Linked DNA regions of Homo sapiens: all the other regions are linked to region 2. Evidence: chromatin contacts called from ENCODE Hi-C or POLR2A ChIA-PET data. All regions are on one chromosome and are shown on one strand. The core of a region is the stretch at or near the end of the contact, and the rest is flanking DNA. Distances in the headings are between cores, read along the strand shown.

Region 1 (5,108 bases), core at 16-2,515, 650 kb before region 2:
AAATTGTTTGATTTGATAGAAAGTGAGGAGGTGAGGGGGTGGGGCTTACCTCTGAAGAGGTAACATCATCTGTACAGAAATCGAAATCGAGTTAGAGAACCAGCCATGGGCTTGTGTGTGGGGAGGAGCCTTCCAGCAGAGGGCACAGCAGGTGCAAATGCCCTGGGGCCGTAGTGGGCTTGGCATGGAGCTGGAAACTAGAGGTTTAGGAGGAAAACGGTGGGAACAAGGTTGGTAAGGAGGGTGGGCTAGATCACGCTGGGCCTTGTCAGTCGCTGTAGGGAATCTGGATTTCCGGCATTTACTTCCTCGTACACCGAGCACGTGAGTTTTAAGCACCAGTTATGTGCAAAGCAAGGAAGTTTGCTCAGGGTGCACTTGCTGGGCATTTATTAATTTCACTGAGAAGACGGTGCTTCTGTTCATGCGGCCAGTGCAGGAGCTGGGCCCACCTGTCACTTGGCCACAGCTGGGGAGCACAGGCCCGGAGCAGGGTTTGGAGATGAGAAGTGGGCTGAGCCCCAGTGCTGGGCTCAGGGTACCGAATGTTAGAAGGCAAGCCCTCTCAGGGTGCCAGTGCAGAGGGGCACCTGGGATGCCTGACATGCCTCACCCAGTGCCAGACCTGCTGAGGGCACTCACGGTTCAACCCGGGAGGCCCAGGAGCAGCTCAGGCCTGGTGGGAGATGAGGGGTAGAGATGACCTCCCTGAGCCAGCCTGAGGCCAGCTATGTTCATGAAGCTTCCAGCGTGCTGTTTCCCAGGAGGGCAGCTCTGGGAGCCTGAGAAGGCAGGGAAGCTGGAGCTGCCCCTCCCCCAGCCCTGTCCTTCCCAAAAGCACAAGCACGTATGTCGCAGTTCACCCATGTGTGGTGTGTGTTGGGACTACTCACAGGTCACAGGTGGGGTTGTGTTTCCCGAAAACACATGTCCGGGTCCTAACCCCTGGCAGCTGTGGATGTGACTTTATTTGGAAATAGGATCTTTGCAGATGTGATCAAGCTGAGATGAGGTCATCAGGGTGGACTCGCGTCCAAGATGACTGAAGCCCTCACAGGAAAAGGGGAGATACGCACAAACAACGTGGAGGCAGAGGAAAGGCTGGAGTGACCGATCTGCAAAGCCAGGAAGGCCAAGGGTCGCAAGAGCCACCAGGAGCTGGAAGAGGCAGGGAAGAATCCTGCCCCAGGGGCTTTGGAGGGAGCAGGGCCCTGCTGGCACCTGGATTGCAGGCTTCTGGCCTCCAGACCTGTGGTTTTAAGCCACCCGCTTCGTGGTACCTTGTTACAACAGCCTGAGAAGCAAACGCGCTGCATTTAGTGGGTGACGTTCCCTGGGGGTCTGGTTAGGATGCAGGTTCTGATTTCATAGGTCTGGGGTGGGACCCAAGACCTGGCTCCCATGCCCGGCGGATGCTGCTGGCCTGGGGGCTACGCTTTGAGTAGCAAAGCTTTGAAGGACGACTGGCAGCGGCCAGGCCAGCCCCCACCCCCACTTCTATGGGGCTCACAGACTGTCATAGTGTTCATTCATCCCTCAGGGGAAATGACTCAATCCGGGTCAGGGGTAGATCCCGGTTAGTCTAGCCAGGGGTCAGCAAACTCTTTCTCTGTAAAGGGTTGAGTCACTCTTCTAGGCTTCTTGGGCGTCTCTGCGGTAACTCCTCAGTTCTGCTTTTGTCACACAAAAGCAACCACAGACGATATTAAAAAAAAGGGTGTGCAGCTTGGGAGGCTGAGGCAGGAGGATCGCTTGAGCCCAGGAGTTCAAGACCAGCCTTGGTAACATAGCAAGATCCTCATCTCTACAAAAAAATTAAAAATTAGCTGGGCATGGTTGTTTGTGCCTGTAATCCCAGCCACTCAGGACGCTGAGGCAGGAGAATCGCTTGAACATACGAGGCAGAGGTTGCAGTGAGCCAAGATCACGCCACTGCCCTCCAGCCTGGCAAAAGAGCGAGACTCAATCTCAAAAAAAAAAAAAAAAAAAAAAAGGATGTGGCTGGGCACCAATCAATCTTTATTTACAAAAACAAACAGGCTTGGGGCCCGTGAACCACCGTTTGCTGACCCTGGGCTAAGCGTCATGGCCACCCCATCCCCCTTCCTAGATATTCACGTGGCCTAACCCTAGCCACTGTGGCGTGGAGGGGACTGTGCTGGGGGATTTACAGGGAATGCTTACCTGCTCTTACCTATTTATTTATTTTTTTCTAAGATAGGGTCTCCCCAGTAGCTGGGACTACAGGTATGTGGCACCATTCCTGGCTAATTTTTGTATCGCTTTTGGTAGAGAGGGGTTTCGCCATGTTGCCCAGATTGATCTTGAACTTCTGGGTTCAAGCGATCCATCCTTCTTGGCCTCCCAAAGTGCTGGGATTACAGGTCTGAGCCACCATGCCCAGCCTACCTGCTTTTAAAAAAGAGAGAACCAGGCAGGGTGCGGGGGCTCACGCCTGTAATCCCAGCACTTTGGGAGGTTGAGCTGAGCGCATTGCCTGAGGTCAGAAGTTCGAGTCCAGTCTGGGCAACATGGTGAAACCCCCCCCTCTACTAAAAATATAAAAATTAGCTGGGCGTGGTGGTGCACACCTGTAATCCCAGCTACTCAGGAGGCTGAGGCAGGAGAAGGCAGGGAGGCTGAGGAGGTGGAGGTTGCCGTGAGCCGAGATTGAGCCACTGCCCTCCAGCCTGGGCGACAGAGCAAGACTCTGTCTCAAAAACAAAACAAAACAAAACAAAACAGACAAACAAACAAAAAACAAAAAGGGGGGAAGAGATGGCTGCCTTATCTTTGACTGCACTCTGTCTTGTTGGGATGTGATGACCAGATCTGCTGCAGCCATCTTGAGGCCATGAAGGGAGTCCCAACACTGAGGGGTGGCAGAAGAGAGAGGAGGAAGCGCCTGGTGCAGATGCCACCAATGAGCTGCTGAGTCACCCAGCCCTGCAGCTCCTTTGCTCCGGGACCTCCTCTCATGGGGAGAATCCATGTTCATCATGAAAGCAGTTGGAATTGGGATTTTTCTCTAACTTGCTACCCCAGGCATCCTGAATGCTACAACCTGCTCCGGGTGCCCCAGGCCCTGGAGCCGCTCATGGCCTCCTGTGCAAGTCAGCACCCTCTCCTCCGGGCCCTGCACGCAGCCACCACGCCGCAAGGGCAGTGAAAAGCTGACCTGGAGCCTAGACATTTGGATCCCTGCCCCAAGCCCTGTCGCTTTGGCCAAACCACTGGCCTTCCACATGTAAAACAAGGGCAACTCCACTGGTCAGATGGGTTTGTTGTGGAGTTGAAGTTTGTAGGCAATAAACCCTAAAATAGCAACCTGCAACCCGGGCAGTGTGAGGAGTACTGTCAGGATTCCACCCCCACACGCTCCGGGCCTCTCAATGACGCTTCTGTGTCCCTTCTCTCCAGTTTGCTCCTAACTGCCTGCACTTTCACCTCGCTTCTGGGCACTGCTCCCGGGCTCTGGCGGTGCTTTGGCCCCATGTCCAGGGAGCCTGACCCGCCTGGTGGCTGTGATTCCCTGGGACAGCCCCTGGGTGACCACTGTGAGTCTGAGCTCTTGCCTTGGGGCAGGACGAACTGGGTGCTCCTCAGACCCAGATCCGGCTGAGGCTGGGATATTGGCTCGAGTGACACCTGGGCTTGGCTTCCTTCCCTGCCCTGTCCTGTCTCCCCTGTGCAGCCTCCCCTGAAGCGCGGGTCTACAAACCTCATCCCAGGACCCGTTTCTAGGAGACAGTGAGGCTAAGACCCAGTGCCTGCCCGATGCATTAACAGATGGAATCCTCCTGAGGACCCTAGGAAGCAGGTACTCTTATCCCATTTTGCCCAAGGGGACACCCAAGCCCAGAGAGGCTGGGTAACTTGTCCAGGGTCACACAGCTTGTCTTGCTTCTGAGGTCATGTCTTTGCCATTGCACTGTACTCTGCAATGGAGCTCTTGGGTCAGAAACCCCAGCTTGGAACCCCATCTTTGCTCTTGCCTAGTCCTGTGACCCTGGGCAAGCAATGCTGCCTCTGTGGGCCTCAGTCTTTTCACCTATTATGAGTTAAGCCACCAATACTTGTAAGGGGCTAAGTGCTCAATGCATGTCAGCTGGCATTTGTCATTATTAAGAGAGGGGCGTCTTTGAGCTGGCTTTGCCCTGCTGGGCTGCAGACGGGCGGGCAGCCCTTGGGACCCCCAGATGACCCCAGGGGAGGGAGGAAGAGGAGGGAGAGGTGGCTGGCTGAGCCCCAGCCCACTCCGTGCCCGGGAAAGGCAGGATGTGGCCCACGCAGAGTGAGGGCAGCCGGCACCGTCGCCATGGCAGCAGCCTCCAGCGGGCTTCCCAGCTGTCCAAGGAGCCTGTGGGGCCTCCACCGTCCTGGCCCAGGGCAGCAGAAGTGGCCGCAGGGCCTTGTGCCCTTGGGCGGTCCCCTAATTTATAGCCGGGAGCATTTTCTGGTTCAAAGCACATAGCATTCAGTTATGCTCTCTGAGGGTGGCCGTGCAGGGAGGCCTCAAGGCCACCCCCGGGGGCCTGATTAGCATCAAGAGACTCCCACAGTCTGAACTGGGAGTCCTCGAGGTCAGCCCCCTCCCACCAGGAAAGCCCCTGCCCTCTTGTCTAAGCCATTTGTCTGTCTAGGAGGCAGGGGCGGGGTGACAGGCTTGAATCCAGCCCAGGCACTTTCTAGCTGGGTGGCCTTGAGCAAGTTACTTCATTTATCTGGGCCTCAGTGTCATCATCTGAACAGTAATAATAACAAAACAGCTTTGGGAGGCTGAGGCAGGAGGATTGCTTGAGGCCAGGAGTTTGAGACCAGCCTGGGCAACACAGCAAGACCTGGTCTCTACAAATTATAAAAACGTTAGCCGGGCGTGGTGGTGTGTGCCTGTAGTCCCAGGTACTTGGGAGACTGAGGTGGGAGGATCGCTTGAGCCCAGAAGGTCAAGACTGCAGTGCGGTGATCATGGCGCTGTACTCCAGCCTGGGCCACAGAGTGAGACCCTGTCTCTTAAATAAGTACAATGGGCTCACAAGGACCTGCACATAGGTTGCTGTGAAGATCAAGCATCTGTCAGGGGATGTGCCCAGATGATAGCTTGGACT
Region 2 (5,110 bases), core at 879-3,378:
AGACCCTGTCCCTAAAAAAATGAACTAAATACAAATTTTTACAAAGGCATAAAGAGAGAAGGGGTTGAAACTGGAGACCACGGGGTTCTGTGACTCCTGGAGTGGTTGCTTTTACAGCATTGTGGTGAGTCAGAAAAATGTTTTATGGACAAATTTAAAAACTGTCTTTTAAAAGCAATTCAGAGAACAAAGTGGAGGGTGGCAGTTTTTGTCCTCCTTTAAAGAAAAAAAGTTAAGGAAAAAAGTTTAGAAAGTTGTATGTGGCTGGGGGGTAAAGAATCCAAAGCGTAGCTCCCAACCCCACCTCTTTTGACCACTAGAGGGGGCACATACATCCCTTCATTCCCAGACAGCTCCCTGCATCGTTTCCCAAAGCTGTACTTGAAGTCACCCAGGGCTTAATTTTCAGCCTCTGTTCACGCAGCATAGACTTGTCAGGTCTTTATAATGCTCAGCGTCTCTTATTTCTCTTTGTACGATAACTCTGGCATTTAACTCTTCCATGCTAATCAAATATACCTCCAGGGTTTGGTTTGGTTTTTTGTTGTTTTAAAATAGACCAACGCTAATAAAGGCAATAGCAACTCTAGTCCCAGGAACATGGGAACAACAGAGCAAATCCTTCAATCTTAGACTTGTTTTGTTTTGTAAAAGAAAAACAAACACCTTTCACTATGTTGTGTTCTTTAAAAATACCCACAATAGGCCGGGTGCAGTGGCTCACGCCTGTAATCCCAGCACTTTGGGAGGACGAGGCGGCGGATCACGAGGTCAGGAGATCGAGGCAATCCTGGCTAACACGGTGAAACCCTGTCTCTATTAAAAATACAAAAAATTAGCCAGGCATGGTGGCGGGTGCCTGTAGTCCCAGCTACTCGGGAGGCTGAGGCAGAACTGCTTGAACCCGGGAGGCGGAGCTTGCAGTGAGCCGAGATCGCGCCACTGCACTCCAGCCTGGGCAACAGAGTGAGACTCCGTCTCAAAAAAAAAAAAAAAAACCACAATAGCAAAGACATGGAATCTACCCAAAGGTCCCTCAAAGATAGACTGGATAAAGAAAACGTGGTACATATATACACCATGGAATACTATGCAGCCATAAAATGGAACAAGTTCATGTCCTTTGCAGGGACATGGATGGAGCTAGAAACCATTGTCCTCAGCAAACTAACACAGGAACAGAAAACCAAACACTGCACCTTCTCACTTATAAGTGGGAGCTGAGCAATGAGAACATACGGACACAGGGAGGGGAACAACACACACTGGGGCCTATTGGTGGGGACAGGGCAGGGAGAGCATCAGGAAGAATAGCTAATGCATGCTGTGCTTAATACCTAGGAGACAGGTTGATAGGTGTGGCTAATCACCATGGCACACATTTACCTATGTAACAAACCTGCACATCCTGCACATGTACCCCGGAACTTAAAAAAAATACCCCAAACAAATGATACAAAGAACATAAGCTCTTGAGTATATGAATAACACTCAACCACCCACGAGTGAATCAGCAACTTCTATTCCGCACGAAGGAAAACAAAAATGAACCCCAGGTTGGCTTTTTTCCATTTGATTATTGGTTCTTTCTCAACCACCTATGTAACTTAAATTTACTTAATATAAAGTCAATTATATAATTCAAAACTAAATCATGAAGCCAAATAAAGTATAATTAATTCCAAAGCCACGTGTCTATTTTATTATTCCCTGCTCATGGGGATTATCCAAGTCATCGCATCTACCATCCCTCTGCGTATTAAATTTGTATATTAAAACTGTGTCAATATTCAGAGGCAATTATCAAGAGGGACTAGAGAACTTGGAGGGGCTTGTAAACTGTTCTGTGCATTTTGTCTGAGAGTGTCAGAAAAAGAAAAGAGATCCTGGCCGATACCGAAGTGCTGAAGAAAACCACAAGTCGTTTGACTGCAAGCTCCCTGATGACAAAGGCCTCTGAGCCTGCAGGAATTCCCTGCATGGAGCCTGTGAGGCTGACAACAATTGATATTTCCCAGGCATCTTGCAGCCCGAGGATCTCTCGGGGATCTTGATTAGGACTTTGTTGGGACAGACACACGCTAGAAGGAGATGAGTCACGTGCTTTCCTGTCGCTCTGCCTCGGGGAGGTCAAATGAGCTGGCCAGTGTGAAGCCAGGGCACTGGGGAATTGGATGAAGACCCCAAAATGCTGACTCTCCTACCCGGACTTTTTGTGACATGAGATCAGCTAGTTAACGCCTAAGATTCTGTAACCTGAGATGAGATCGTATGAGTTTTGCTGTCTTTTTTTTCCTTTCCTCAAAATTACTGTTTGATACATATCATTTTTACTTACTCACGAGGGACAGAAATTTCCCCGGGGCTTGTCTAGTTTGATACCTTTGCTAACTAAATCTGTGGAGGTGGACGGTCAGTCTGCGCTCCCTTGAACCTGGATGAGAGGGGTCTCTGTCCTGGGCCCCGTGCTTTAGAGGGCCCCACTCACAGCCTCTCCAGGGTCAAGGGAATGTGCCAAACCGGAATGTTGCTTCTGTATCAGGCTCCAAATTTCCTGGCACTGGAGGTTCCTTCTGAAACAGCGCAGGCGTTCCTTCAGAGCCTGCACAAACCCGTTCTTCAGATGCAGCCTCCGAAGAGCAGGCTGCTGGTACCCACGGCCCTGCCCATGGGCCTGCAAGGGGGCAGCTATGGGGTGGTGTGGAGGGATGGCCAGAGCTCGAATCATGGGCTGGGTGTCCACACGTGTGGACTCCAGGAGGACTCGGGTGGGGCAGGAAGGGATGTGGAGCAAAAAGGGACACAGGCAGGTGGGACACATGCCAGCCCCTACTGCCCACCACAACCCAGGGGGAGCTCAGGAGTCCCCGCATCCCAAAGGCCAAAGCTTGGCCTTCCAGGTGGTTCTGAAGAGTTCATTGTCAGAACCGCTTTGTTAACTTGATTTGCTTTGCTAACTTGATTTATAACTTTTTTTAAAAAAAAGAGACAGGGTCTCACTCTGTCACCTAGGCTAGAGTGTGGTGGCGCAATCATAGCTCACTGCAGCCTTGAACCCCTGGGCTCAAGAGATCCTCCTGCCTCAGCCTCCCAAGTAGCTGGGACTACAGGTGTGTGCCACCATGCTCGGCTAATTTTTAATTTTGTAGAGATGGGGTCTCACTATGTTCCCCAGTCTGGTCTCCAACTCCTGGCCTCAAGCGATCTTCCTGCCTTGGCCTCCCAAAATGCTGAGATGGCAGGCATGAGCCACCATGCCTGCCTTGATTTATGACTTTTAAAGGTGGGTCTCCATTTGTACTCTTGCCCGGCCCCCCAACACATCAAGGGCAGGCCAGTGACACGTTAATGTGAAGTCATTACTTGCACGTCTCTGCGGGGTCTATTCCAAGATACAACCTGCAGATGAATGCACACACAGAAAATGTACAAACAATAAATAAATGAAAGAATAATTAAAAATATTATTTCTCCCTGGTAACCTGCTTCCGACAAATTTCAAAGAAACTGTTACATAGAGGCTGAGTGTGGTGGCTCACGCATGTAATCCCAGAACTTTGGGAGGCTGAGGCAGATGGATCACTTGAGGCCAGGGGTTTGAGACCAGCCTGAATATCGTGAAACCCTGTCTCTACTAATAATACAAAAATTAGCTGGGTGTAGTGGCACACGCCTGTGGTCCCAGCTGCTTGGGGGAGGCTGAGGCAGGAGAATGACTTGAACTGAGGAGGCAGAGGCTGCAGTGAGCCGAGATCATGCTACTGCACTCCAGCCTGGGTAACAGAGTGAGAATCATCTCAAAAAAAGAAAGGAAATTGTTACACAGACGCAGAAGGAGCATATGGAATTTGGCCACGCTGGGTGTTACTGGTTTCAACTAAATTCTCCCAAATCCCAAGGCAAACTTCCAGCAAAGCAAGGTGACTGGCGAGCTGATGGGGTCATTTGTAAAGAAATGCTGATGCTCTCAAATGTGTACAAGCACCAAGATGCCAGCTGAGAGGGCTCCAGGAAGTTGGCTAGCAAGGGCACGCCTCTTTCCCTCTGTTCATCTGATTGTCAAGAACTCACCGGTGCGCAGAAGAGTTGGCGATCCTCACAAGCCCCAGGCTTGTAGCTTGTGACTGTTTGCTTTCAGAGAAAGGGAACTAAAAGATGCTTTTTCCCCCTCCTGCTTTTGCTTGGCCCTGGCTCCCTGCAAAATCTACCTGAGCAGGTCTGGAGTCACCAGGGACCACCTCCCAGTGCCTTCAAACACGGGGCTCTTGGGCAGCACTCTGGGACCTCAGCGCTTCGCCTGCCGGCAAATGACCACCACACCGCTGCCAACCCACTGCTGCCACCACGCTTCCAGCTACAGCCAGGTCTGCCAGACCCTGCTCCCTCTGCCAGATGCAGGCTCAGCTGTTGTCACCTTCACTGGGACAGCCAGCTCTGACGGGCAGTGCCAGCCTTTCTGCAAGATCACAACACTTGGGACCACTGCCACTTCCTGGGGATAGTAATAATAACAGCTAAGATCTACTGAGCCCTTGCTCTGTGCCAGACACCAGCTGAGGACTTCACTTGCTTAAGCTCACTTCAGCCTCGCAGCCATCCGGAGATAAATACTGTCATTCGTCAGTACAATACTTTACAGATGAGGAAACTGAGGCTCAGAGAGGTAAAGACACTTGCTCAAGGTCACACAGCTAGATGTGGTGGAGGGACTTTGAGTCTGGGCTCACCACACTCTGCATCCAACCCTGCAGCACCTTGGGTGCTGCCACGCCCTCGGGCTCAGCTGCTGCTCCCAGTTGCCACCCCCAAGTCTGCCCGGCTCCCCTGGAGTCCCTGGCTCTCCCACACCGTGTGGCTTGGCTGCCTCTGGTGGAGCAGTGTCACTTTGGCCATGTCAATGCCAGCCTCCCCGAGGACCGCGTCTTCTTGGCACTTCTATCTCTAATGGATCTGTGACAGGGGAAGACTTATGACTATGTGATGTCCTTGTCGTCTTCTCCCTCAGACCCCAGCCACTGCCATCCTCCATGACCAGGCCCTTGTGGAGAGAGAGAAAGAGACAGACACAAAGACAGAGAAAGACAAAGAGACAGGGACACAGACAGACAGG
Region 3 (5,227 bases), core at 1-2,500, 830 kb before region 2:
CTTTTTCTTTTTCTTTTCTTTTTTTTTTTTTTTGAGATGGAGTTTCGCTCTTGTTGCCCAGGCTGGAGTGCAATGGCGCTATCTCGGCTCGCCACAACCTCCGCCTCCCGGGTTCAAGCGATTCTCCTGCCTCAGCCTCCCGAGTAGCTGAGATTACAGGCATGCGCCACTACGCCTGGCTAATTTTGTATTGTTAGTAGAGACGGGGTTTCGCCATGTTGGTCAGGCTGGTCTCCAACTCCCGACCTCAGGTGATCCATGAAGTCCACCCGCCTCGGCCTCCCAAAGTGCTGGGATTACAGGCGTGAGCCACCTCCCAGTTTTCTTATTGTAAAATGGAGCCATTGTGTGCAAAGCACTCAGGACAGGGGCCAGCACCTAGAAGGCTCCTCAGTCATTCATTCTAGAATATTTACTGTGAGCAGGCATTCCCTGCCAGGCCACGTTCTAGAGCTCAGGACGCGTGGGGGGGGGGGCCCGCCTCACGGGTTGGCATCCCAGTTGGAGCACATGGTCAGAATGCAAGGACGCAAATGAACGTGAACCTGCCAGGGGGTGCTCAGTCATAGGGTGATGGTGGCACCAGCGTTACGAAGGATAGGGCCAGGCGGATACCTGGGAGAACAGAATTGCCTGTGCAGGGTGTATGGAGGCCCTGGGGCTGGAGCCTGCGGGGCTTCTTCCAGGGACAGTGAGGCTGGAGATGGACTGCGGAGATGAGGGTCTAGAAGGTGGTGGCGGGGCATGTGGACCGTTGTAAGGGCTCTGGGGTTCCTGGGTGGGCTGGCGAAGTCCTACTCACAGTGACCAACCATGATGATGGTCCCGATAGAGGAGGAGAGGGAGGAGGAGGGAAAAGGAAGGGTGAGGGGCTCAGAGGGGAGAGCTGGGAGGAGGGGAGACATAGGTGGGGGAAGGGGTAGGAGAAAGGGGAAGGGAGCAAGAGGGTGAGGGGCACCAGGCCCCATAGACGTTTTGGCTCAGCGGCCACGAGGCCTCCTCAGCTCCCGCCCCAAAACGGAAGCGAGGCCGTGGGGGCAGCGGCAGCATGGCGGGGCTTGTCTTGGCGGCCATGGCCCCGCCCCCTGCCCGTCCGATCAGCGCCCCGCCCCGTCCCCGCCCCGACCCCGCCCCGGGCCCGCTCAGGCCCCGCCCCTGCCGCCGGAATCCTGAAGCCCAAGGCTGCCCGGGGGCGGTCCGGCGGCGCCGGCGATGGGGCATAAAACCACTGGCCACCTGCCGGGCTGCTCCTGCGTGCGCTGCCGTCCCGGATCCACCGTGCCTCTGCGGCCTGCGTGCCCGGAGTCCCCGCCTGTGTCGTCTCTGTCGCCGTCCCCGTCTCCTGCCAGGCGCGGAGCCCTGCGAGCCGCGGGTGGGCCCCAGGCGCGCAGACATGGGCTGCTCCGCCAAAGCGCGCTGGGCTGCCGGGGCGCTGGGCGTCGCGGGGCTACTGTGCGCTGTGCTGGGCGCTGTCATGATCGTGATGGTGCCGTCGCTCATCAAGCAGCAGGTCCTTAAGGTGGGTGAGGGAGACCCCAGGGGGTCCGCGCACGGACCCGGGCTGTTGGGCGCTGGGCGCCGGGAGGACCCGCGCGTTGCGGTGGGTGGGCGACCGCAGCGGAATCGGCGCCCGGGCCTGGCGCCGCAGAGCACGAGGGAGGCCAGGCGCTTCGGGAGGGGCTGCTGCCCGCCTCCCCACCACCCTCACCGCCCCAGACTGAGGCTAGGGGGGAACCCAGGGGCTTTGCTGGAGGCGCAGGCCAGGGTTGGGGAGGCCTGGACGGGAGACCACCCGGGCGCCTGACCCGCCCTAAAGGGTCTGGGCGCCCACGACGGATCAGGAGTGTGGACAGGTTGCTTCCGTGGTGCCGCCCGAAGGAGCCCAAGAGTGTGTGAACGTCTGCTTTCACAGCAGCCGGTAGCAGGGTCCGGTAAAATTAGAGCTGCACTTTGCTTGTATCCTGTGAGCCCAGGAGGACAGGAACCTTCTGTGAGACCCACGTGGGTGCCCAGCTCACATGGTAGGTGCTCAGCTGAGCATCCTCCACTGCCCAGAATCTCCCCATAGGAACCCTCTCCCAGAGGCAGAATGCGCGACTCTGTTCTCCCTGCTCACTGCCTCCATGATTCAGTCTGGAAACTATAAGCCGCTTTTCTCCCCAGATTCATGCAGAGGCAGGCAGCAGCCCAAGGTCCTCTGAGTGCACGCAGCCTTAGGTCTTTCCTCTGATCCTAACTTTGCATACCATTGCCCTTTCAACCAGGGAGACAGATTAGGCGGTCAGCTGGTCTGCAGACGGACAGACTCTGCCCTGGGTGCCTGGGTGGCCTGTTTGAATGAGCCTGGAGTTAGGGAAGGGCTGGGAGATTGCAGAGTATCACATTTGAACTAAAAGCCATTTAGAGTTTTGAAGCCCTGGGAACCCACACATGCAGTGGCGGGGAGGGGAAACTGGGGCTCACTCTTATCAAAGTTCTAGCCAGATGCAGAGCTGGGGTGAAGATGTGGACATTGTCACTCTAATGGACGTCTTTTCCCCTTGGCCTGCCTCTTTGGACTGGGTTTCTTAAGAATGGTTCCTTGTCCACATTTCATGTCTGTTCCCTCATTCACAGAGCGAATGAATGAGTGAATGAATGAAGGATCTGCTTAGATCTGGCTGCCACACTTCTTGGGACCCAGCTAGCTGGCCTTAAAGATGGAGCAACATATGGTCTCTCTCAAGGTCTCTGGGTGAGCAGTTGTCTAGGGCATCTTAGCCACGTTGTGTCTATTTTTGATTTTTCAAATCTTGTCCCGCCAAAGCCTGTAATCTGACTGCAAAGAGGTCCCGGTGGATGGTGACACTGTCTCTGGGGATGGCAGGAAAATCAGCAGAATGGCCTCTTCTCCCCCATGACAGCTCAGAGGCTTTCTCTGTTACACTGAGGGAGCTTTATTTTTCTGTGGCCTACTCATACTGAAACGTGTGTGTCAGTGACAGCCTTGTGGCTGCTGCAGTGCCAGGACCCCACTGTGTGTATGCAGGGTCCCTAGAGGGGCTATCACTCAGGCAGTTCAAGCATGTGACCCTGTGCTGTGAGTGAGCACCTGGTCTCTTGCTATGGGAGTGTGGGGACTTATGCCAGGTAAAGAGTCTTGCCAACTCAGTTATTCGGGGGCTTATTTCAAGGTGTTTTCTTTCTCAGGATGTCATCAGGTTAAGTATGTCAGTAGGATGTGTGTGTGTGTGTGTGCACCACACATGCATGCACCACCAAATTTCCCCACTCCTCTCCTGGGCTTCTAAAGAGGAAAACCACATTGTCCTCAATTGTCCTGGAGCTAGGAGCATCTGGCTTAAAGTTGAACAGGAGCCTCCCAGCATCCTTCTGTGGATATCCCAAAGGCGATTGGTTTGGGGCCGAGTGGTGTGAAGGCAGGAAGACACGCCCAGCCCAAGACGGCCACTTCTGGAACCGCCCAGGCTGGAGCAGCGGCCAAGTGCCTTAGCATGGAAGAAGAGAGCCTGTGTTCAGGGGACCAGGCGGGTGAGACACACGCATAAGCAGGGACTGCCCGCTGGTGTTTTCTTTGGCTACATGAGTCTGTGTGCAACTTGAATGGGAGGCCTTGTGCTTTTATTTTTTTTTTTTAATGTGCTTTTTGGTTAACAACAGAAGTCCCTACAGTTGGCCCTCTGTGTCTGCAGGTTCTGCATCCGTGGATTCAATCAACTGCAGATGAAAAGTTTTCAGAAAAAATCCCCCCAAAATAACAATACAACTAAAAAAAGACATAAAAACAATACTGTATAACAACTATTGACATAGCATTTACATCGTATTAGGTATTATAAGTAACCTAGAGATGATTTAAAGAATACGGGAGGATGCGCATAGGTGATATGCAAATACCACAGCATTTTATGTCGGGGACTTGAGCATCTGCAGATCTTGGTATCTATGGGGGTCCTGAAACCAATTCCCCTCTGACATTGAGGGACGACTTTATATAAAATATATGAATACTTGCTCGTAAAAAAAAGTTCAAATGGAGGAAAAGAGAGAAAGTTTCCCCCATTTTATTCCCCTCCTGAGCTATTATCACCATCATTGATGTGGATCTTTCTAGACCCTTTTCTGTGTACCAGGAGCCTGTATGTATACATATTAATATATATTTTACATAACTTGAACTAAGTGTAGGTGAACTTGAACATGTATAATTATCTTGCAATTTGTTTTTCAATTCAAAGATACCAGCTGAAAAATTTTCCATGTCTCAGCAATAAGTCTACCCCGCGTTTTCCTTCATCACTGCTGGTATTCCTTTGAATGGTTATAGACTTGTTTACCTGTTTCTCCATTGACTGATCATTTTCTCTGTCACAAATGACAGCGATATCCCGACACATCCCTCTTCGTGTGGTTCATGAACATTTCCATAGGGTGGATTTCTAGAAGTGGGGCCTTGGGAGCAGGTGTGCTCAGTTTGAGTTTTGATGATTACGGCCAAATTGCCCTTCTGCACAGCTCTGTTGCTGCATCCACCCACAAGGTATGGGACTGTGCTACTTCCCCTATCTCTGCCATCACTGGTAATTACTGATTTATCATTACCATTTTTTGGTAGCCAAGTTCCCGTGTGTCTCTGGTCCTCCAAGGAAGGCCCAGCTGGTGGACATGGGGGAGAGGCCCCTCACTGCAGCTGGGCTGCAAAAAAGGGATGCTCATCTTCCGAGGCTGCTGTCTTCAATGATGAGCTGGGGTGAAGATGTGGATATTGTCACACTAGTTGACATCTTTTTCCCTTTGGCCTGCTTCTTTAGACTGAATTTCTTAAGAATGGCTTCTTGTCCACATTTCATGTCTATGTCCTTTTCACAGAACTTGGATGTGTGCCCCCAGGGATCTGAACCATGTCTTCATTATTCACCGGATCACCTGAGGTCAGGAGTTTGAGACCAGCCTGGCCAACATGGCTAAACCCTGTCTCTACTAAAAAATACAAAAACTAGCTGGACATGGTGGTGCACGCCTGTAATCCCAGCTATTCGGGACGCTGAAGCAGGAGAATAGCTTGAACCTGGAAGGCTGAGGTTGCAGTGAACTGAGATCACGCCACTGCCCTCCAGCCTGCGTAATAGAGTGAGACTCCATCTCAAAAAAAAAAAAAAAAAAATGAAGGAACTTAGAAATATGTCTCAGCATGGGTAGGCCATAAAAACACATTACTAATTGAAAA
Region 4 (4,711 bases), core at 1,245-3,744, 520 kb before region 2:
TTAAAAAGAGGAAGAAAACGGCCCGCGCCTCCTTCCCCCAGGCCTCTGGGCCTGCATGCAGAAACCTGAAGCCTGCAATTAAGTGAAACTCGATCCTTAGTGGGGAGAGGTTCTCCTGGGCTGCTGGAAGAGACTCCAGGTCCCAGACCCCGAGGAGGACCACTGGCTTGTCACAGACTATGTGGGGTCTTGGGGGCAAAGAGGCGGCCAGGGGAGAGAGGAGAGAGGGAGACCAGGCCGGCCGAGCCTTAGCCCAGGACACCAGACTCGGGGCTGTAAGCTAAGGTGGCTTTTGTTAAAAGAGAAAAAAATGACAGGTGACTTTCAAGTCACGGGAGCCCCCTTCCTGGAGGCCACCGCCTCTCACTGGGGCCTGGGCTTTTCCACGAGCCTCTGTGTATCGCTGCACGGCCTGGGAACCTGCCTTGTCTGTGGACACGTGGATCTGTGCGCGCTGCTCTCCTGTTTGCTACTGGGGGAGCCGTATGACTGCTAGTTTTGTAGGTCAAAAGTGGTCGAGTATTGACAGCTTTGTATATAATTCAGTGCAGTCGTTTTCTCGGCTAGACAAGCGGCAGACCTGAGTGGTTCCAGACACTTTGTTCTCATGCACCTTATCACATGACTCTGCCTCAGTTTCCTAATATGTAAAATGAGGACCTAAGCAGTCCTCACCTTCTAGGGTTGTTTTGAGAATTAGAAGGGTAATAGACACAGCATCCAGAACCGTGGCATTAGCTATCATTATTTTTATCTGTATGATTACAGGTTTTCACCATGTGCTGGTGCAAACCAGCTTTGATCCAGTTGGCTAATTTTAACTTCTTGTAGTATTTTGTCATGGGGATGTGACGTGAGCTTGGTGTGTTTCCTGGAGAAAGCTACTTGGTGCTTGCCATGGGAAGGGGCTGCCGGGGACTTTCTAGAGAGCACCTCTGGGTGCCTGGGTGCCGTGGCCAGTGGATTTGCCAGCTCTGGGCTTCTCCTGGTGATGCCAGGGGTGCTCCACGGGGGCTTTGCTGGGTCAGCCCTCTCTCCATTGAGGTGTGGGCCCCCCTGCCAGGTCCTAGTGGAGCCACCCAGGGCCAGGCTGGGCATGTGGTTTGGCAGCTGCTTTACATAAAAGACTGTTTTTGGTTTTTGGAAGCAGAACAAATGTGTTCTCTATAAGCTGGAAAATCAGGAAGGAAAAGCTTGCACATAAAAAATACAACCACGTTCCTACCCCCCAGAGAGAGACTGCCAGCCTCCTGGCCAATGTAGTTTCTGATGAAAAGGAACAGAGCTGTCCTCCCCCCCGTTCACCATCCTCCCCCTGCCAGTGGCTGCTGGGGGAAGGAGCTATGAGATATACAGATTGTGGAGCCCCCACTCTAGACCCAGTAGGTTAGACTCCTGAAGGATGGGGCAGGTATTTGGCAGCTGGGGTGGGGCTGTGAGTCAGTGGGACCTGGGTTCAGGTCCCGCCTCTGCCTTCCTTCCATTAGGTGGGGCAGGAAGCCTTGCCTCTCTGAGCCCTGTGACCTCGTCTTCTTGAATGTGTCCTGCAGGGAGGCCCTGCACACAGTGGGTGCCCAACTGACACTCTCATGCATTTGGTAAGAACGGCAGGGTTCTCAGCCTGGGCACTGTTCGGGTTTTGGGGGTTGGGTCACTCTCTGTTGCAGGGGCTGCTCTGGGCAACACCCCTGCTTCCATCCACCAGACCCCAGTAGCACCTCAGCCCCCTTTGCTGCCGCCAGAAATGCCTCCAGACATTGCCTGCGGTCCTCTGGGGGTCACAGTCACTCCCGCCAGACCCCTGCGATACAGGATCTTAGAGAGGGACCTCAGGAGGGGAGAAAGGTCCTGCGAAGGAGTTTTCCTCGGAGCTTGCGCCCAGCATGTAGATTTTGTTCATTCACATACTTGCCATAAGTACCTAGCGTGTACTTCCCCTAGGCAGGCGTGACACTCTGCCCATCCACCCCTGCCTTCCCAGTGGGATAGGGTGGTGACTCAAGGCCCCGTTCCTGCCGCCCTCTCTCCCTCCGTGAAACGTGATAAGGTTATCTTGAGGGGTTGCTGGTGATACGGCGAGGCGCTCTGTCACCTTCAGGCGGGCTGTTTTCTTTCTGGGCCTCGGTTTCCCCATCTGGAGAAGGGTGTTCGTAATAGCATTTACCTCCTGGGTTGCAGTGGGGAGTCAGGAGTCACTGTGGCTGTGATGATGAGCCCATGATGTGTGACCGCTTCTGTCCTGGGGCTCCCTCAGCCCGCTGTGCCCCGGCGCTGGGGCAGAAGCCCTTGGTACCTTCTCTGTGCCTGGCCTCGCGGGTGGGGGTTTCTACTGCAGGGGGCTCAGTTGCCTTCCTCCCCAGGCCCCCAAGGAGCCAGCTCAGCAGAGATCCCTAGGGGGATTAAGTGGGTTCATTTGATCCCGAACGTGAACCTGAGCAGGCGGCTTATCTCCTCGAAAGCCAGACGGGCAGTGGGCCACCCGGCCAAGCGGGGAGTGTGGGATTTTATCCTCCAGCCGCGGCCCTGCCCCTCCCACCGCCAGCCCCTCAGCTGCGTGCCTGCCTGTCTCAGTGCGGCACATGCCACGTGAATTCATCTGATCCTCTCGGTGATCTCGTGACCCAGCAACCATCATCATTGCCAGGCAAGCAGCGAAGGCTCAGAGAGGTTAGCTCCCTGGCTCAGCGCCACACTGCATCCCAACCACCCTGACAATATTTACCCCATAGACTTGGGAAATCCCCTCTACTCCTGGGCAATGAAATTCCTCCTTAATACAGACTAGACTCGACACAGAATTAACAACAACAGCAAAAATCTGTGCGGTGCCCCAACCGTCGGGTAAGGGGAAGCGGGGAAACGAGAGGGAGGAGTGGCTGGCTCCCACTCAGAATGAGTAAGCGTGGATTCGCGAGAAAGCAGATCAGAGCCCTGCAGTGCTGGGGGGAGAGGAGAGTGACATTTAAGAAACAGCTAGTATTTGGACTGGTTCTGGCAGGTTTTTTTGAATGGCCAGGTCATTTGAAAACTGTGTAGGGAGGGTGACTTTTATGGAGTAGGACTGTCCCAAAGGCCATGAGCCAGTCATGGGGCAGCCAAAAACATCCCTGGGGTGGGGACCCTGCCATGGAGATCCCCCGCCCCGCCCTAACAGCACAGAAAAAAATAACAGGAACAGTAAAGATAATATGCTGTTATTGTGAGATGGAATAATAATAAACAGTAACTATGTTTGGGGGGGAACAGCATTGCCATCGAGACCCTCTGTTTTCATATCAATAATAATGACAAAAAGAAAAGAATGGCAGACCAGGCACCATGATGGACCCCCACTCTGTCGCCGTCTGGCTTGGACGACTGCAGTAGCCTCTTCGGGGTCCCCAGTCCACTCTGGTCACACCTGTCTGGTCTCTGAGTTGCAGCCAGAGGGATCCCATCAGAAGGTCCATGAGACTCTGGCCCCACACTCTCCATTCTCTTCCCACTGCTCTGAGAATAAATTCAGAGGCCACCCGGGAGCTCCTCAGCCCTCACCGACCGCATCTGCCTCTGGGCCTTCGCGTTTGTTGTTCCCCCCACCTGGAATGCTGTTCCCTGCATATTGACACAGCTGGCTCCTTGCTGCCATTCAGGTCCCAGCTCAGTGCACGTTTAGGAGGCCTGATGTGATGTGGAGGAGAGTTAGAGTGGAGGAGAGGTCCCATAGGAGGGGACCTGCCCGGCCTGGGGCACCCCAGGCCCCTCTCTCCCACCAGCTGGCTCCTTCACCAGATTCCACATCATCATAGTTCTTATGGTTATTTTATAACCTTACAAGTTTTAGAATTATATCTCATTCTGTATGTGTATTTATATATATGTTGTTATATATATGAATATGTATTCTTTATAACACACTTTTCTCATATAAAAATATATGATTGGTCTCTCCATACAATGGAATATTATTCAGCCATGAAAAGGAATGAAGTACGGATGCATGCTACACTGCGGGTGAACCTTGAAACCATGATGCTGAGTGAAAGAAGCCAGACACACAAGGCCACATAGTGTACGATTCCACTTTCATGAAATGCCCAGAACAGGCAAACCCATGGAGACAGAAAGCAGATTGGTGGTTGCCAGAGGCTGGAAGGAGGGGACCTGGGGAGAACCTACTCCATGTTGATGGGGTCTCCTTTTAGAGTGATGAAAATGTTTTGGAATTAGATAGAGGTGATGGTCGCACAGCACTGGGAATGTCCTAAATGTCAGAGCTGCCTACTTTATAGTGGTTAATTTTATGTAATGTGAATTTCTTCTCCATTTGAAAAATGTGGGAACTAAAAAAATGGAGTAGTCCCCCCTTAATCTTGGGGGATATATTCTAAGACCCCCAGTGGATGCCTGAAGCTGCAGACAGTATGGAACCCTATATACACTCCATCTTTTCCTACACATACAGACCTATGACAAGGTTTTCTTTACAAATTAGGCACAGTGAGAGATTAACAACCATAACTAATAATAAAATAGGACAGGCCAGGTGTGGTGGCTCATGCCTGTAACCCCAGCACTTCGGGAAGCCAAGGTGGGTGGATCTCTTGAGGCCAGGAGTTCGAGACCAGCCTGGCCAACATGGTGAAACCCCGTCTCTACTAAAAATACAACAAAATGTAGCCAGTCGTGGTGGCGAGTGCCTGTAATCCCAGTTACTCAGGAGGGTGAGGCA

The links. Hi-C counts contacts between places; a loop is a spot of excess contacts on that map. ChIA-PET counts read pairs that join two places held with the same protein, here RNA polymerase II (POLR2A). Pooled maps may share reads with other maps.
Region 1: a pooled map shows a loop between it and region 2 (3-fold over the local background). The contact joins two enhancer-like sites. A Hi-C loop is called at or near these places in 1 of 168 maps with a recorded cell type or tissue (MCF 10A), 1 of 37 single-sample maps with no recorded cell type and 2 of 50 pooled maps. POLR2A ChIA-PET finds 5 or more read pairs at or near these places in 1 of 52 experiments (CD4-positive, alpha-beta memory T cell).
Region 3: a pooled map of left cardiac atrium shows a loop between it and region 2 (2.1-fold over the local background). The contact joins the promoter of SCARB1 here to the enhancer-like site in region 2. A Hi-C loop is called at or near these places in 1 of 168 maps with a recorded cell type or tissue (tibial artery) and 4 of 50 pooled maps. POLR2A ChIA-PET finds 5 or more read pairs at or near these places in 2 of 52 experiments (AG04449 and AG04450).
Region 4: a loop to region 2 is called in a map of breast epithelium, with 5 times the contacts of the local background. The contact joins two enhancer-like sites. A Hi-C loop is called at or near these places in 4 of 168 maps with a recorded cell type or tissue (HCT116, breast epithelium, naive thymus-derived CD4-positive, alpha-beta T cell and 1 more) and 7 of 50 pooled maps.

What each region holds. Positions count from the first base shown.
Region 1 is chr12:124,678,013-124,683,120 of GRCh38, reverse strand. No RefSeq gene overlaps it. Among named protein-coding and RNA genes, the nearest start is that of NCOR2, 110 kb to the right of the region's middle. RefSeq lists enhancers at 1,440-1,509, 1,700-1,769. Within about 2 kb of position 1,265, at least 22 of the 41 ENCODE cell types and tissues checked have a DNase peak (open chromatin) inside an H3K27ac peak, as active enhancers do.
Region 2 is chr12:124,027,674-124,032,783 of GRCh38, reverse strand. All of the region lies in intron 2 of ZNF664-RFLNA (ZNF664-RFLNA readthrough), which reads right to left. Among named protein-coding and RNA genes, the nearest start is that of ZNF664-RFLNA, 57 kb to the right of the region's middle. Within about 2 kb of position 2,128, at least 4 of the 41 ENCODE cell types and tissues checked have a DNase peak (open chromatin) inside an H3K27ac peak, as active enhancers do; they include tibial artery, where a contact is called at or near this core.
Region 3 is chr12:124,859,887-124,865,113 of GRCh38, reverse strand. SCARB1 (scavenger receptor class B member 1) reads left to right here and starts at 1,250. Exons shown (of 13, transcript NM_005505.5): 1 at 1,250-1,519. The coding sequence starts at 1,394. LOC105370050 (a long non-coding RNA gene) reads right to left here and starts at 1,052. Exons shown (of 3, transcript XR_945488.3): 1 at 1-1,052. RefSeq lists enhancers at 603-802, 2,896-3,422 and silencers at 1,033-1,712, 2,943-3,072.
Region 4 is chr12:124,547,101-124,551,811 of GRCh38, reverse strand. All of the region lies in intron 1 of NCOR2 (nuclear receptor corepressor 2), which reads left to right. Among named protein-coding and RNA genes, the nearest start is that of NCOR2, 18 kb to the left of the region's middle. RefSeq lists enhancers at 1-149, 1-551, 2,513-2,752 and a silencer at 335-629. Within about 2 kb of position 2,494, at least 22 of the 41 ENCODE cell types and tissues checked have a DNase peak (open chromatin) inside an H3K27ac peak, as active enhancers do.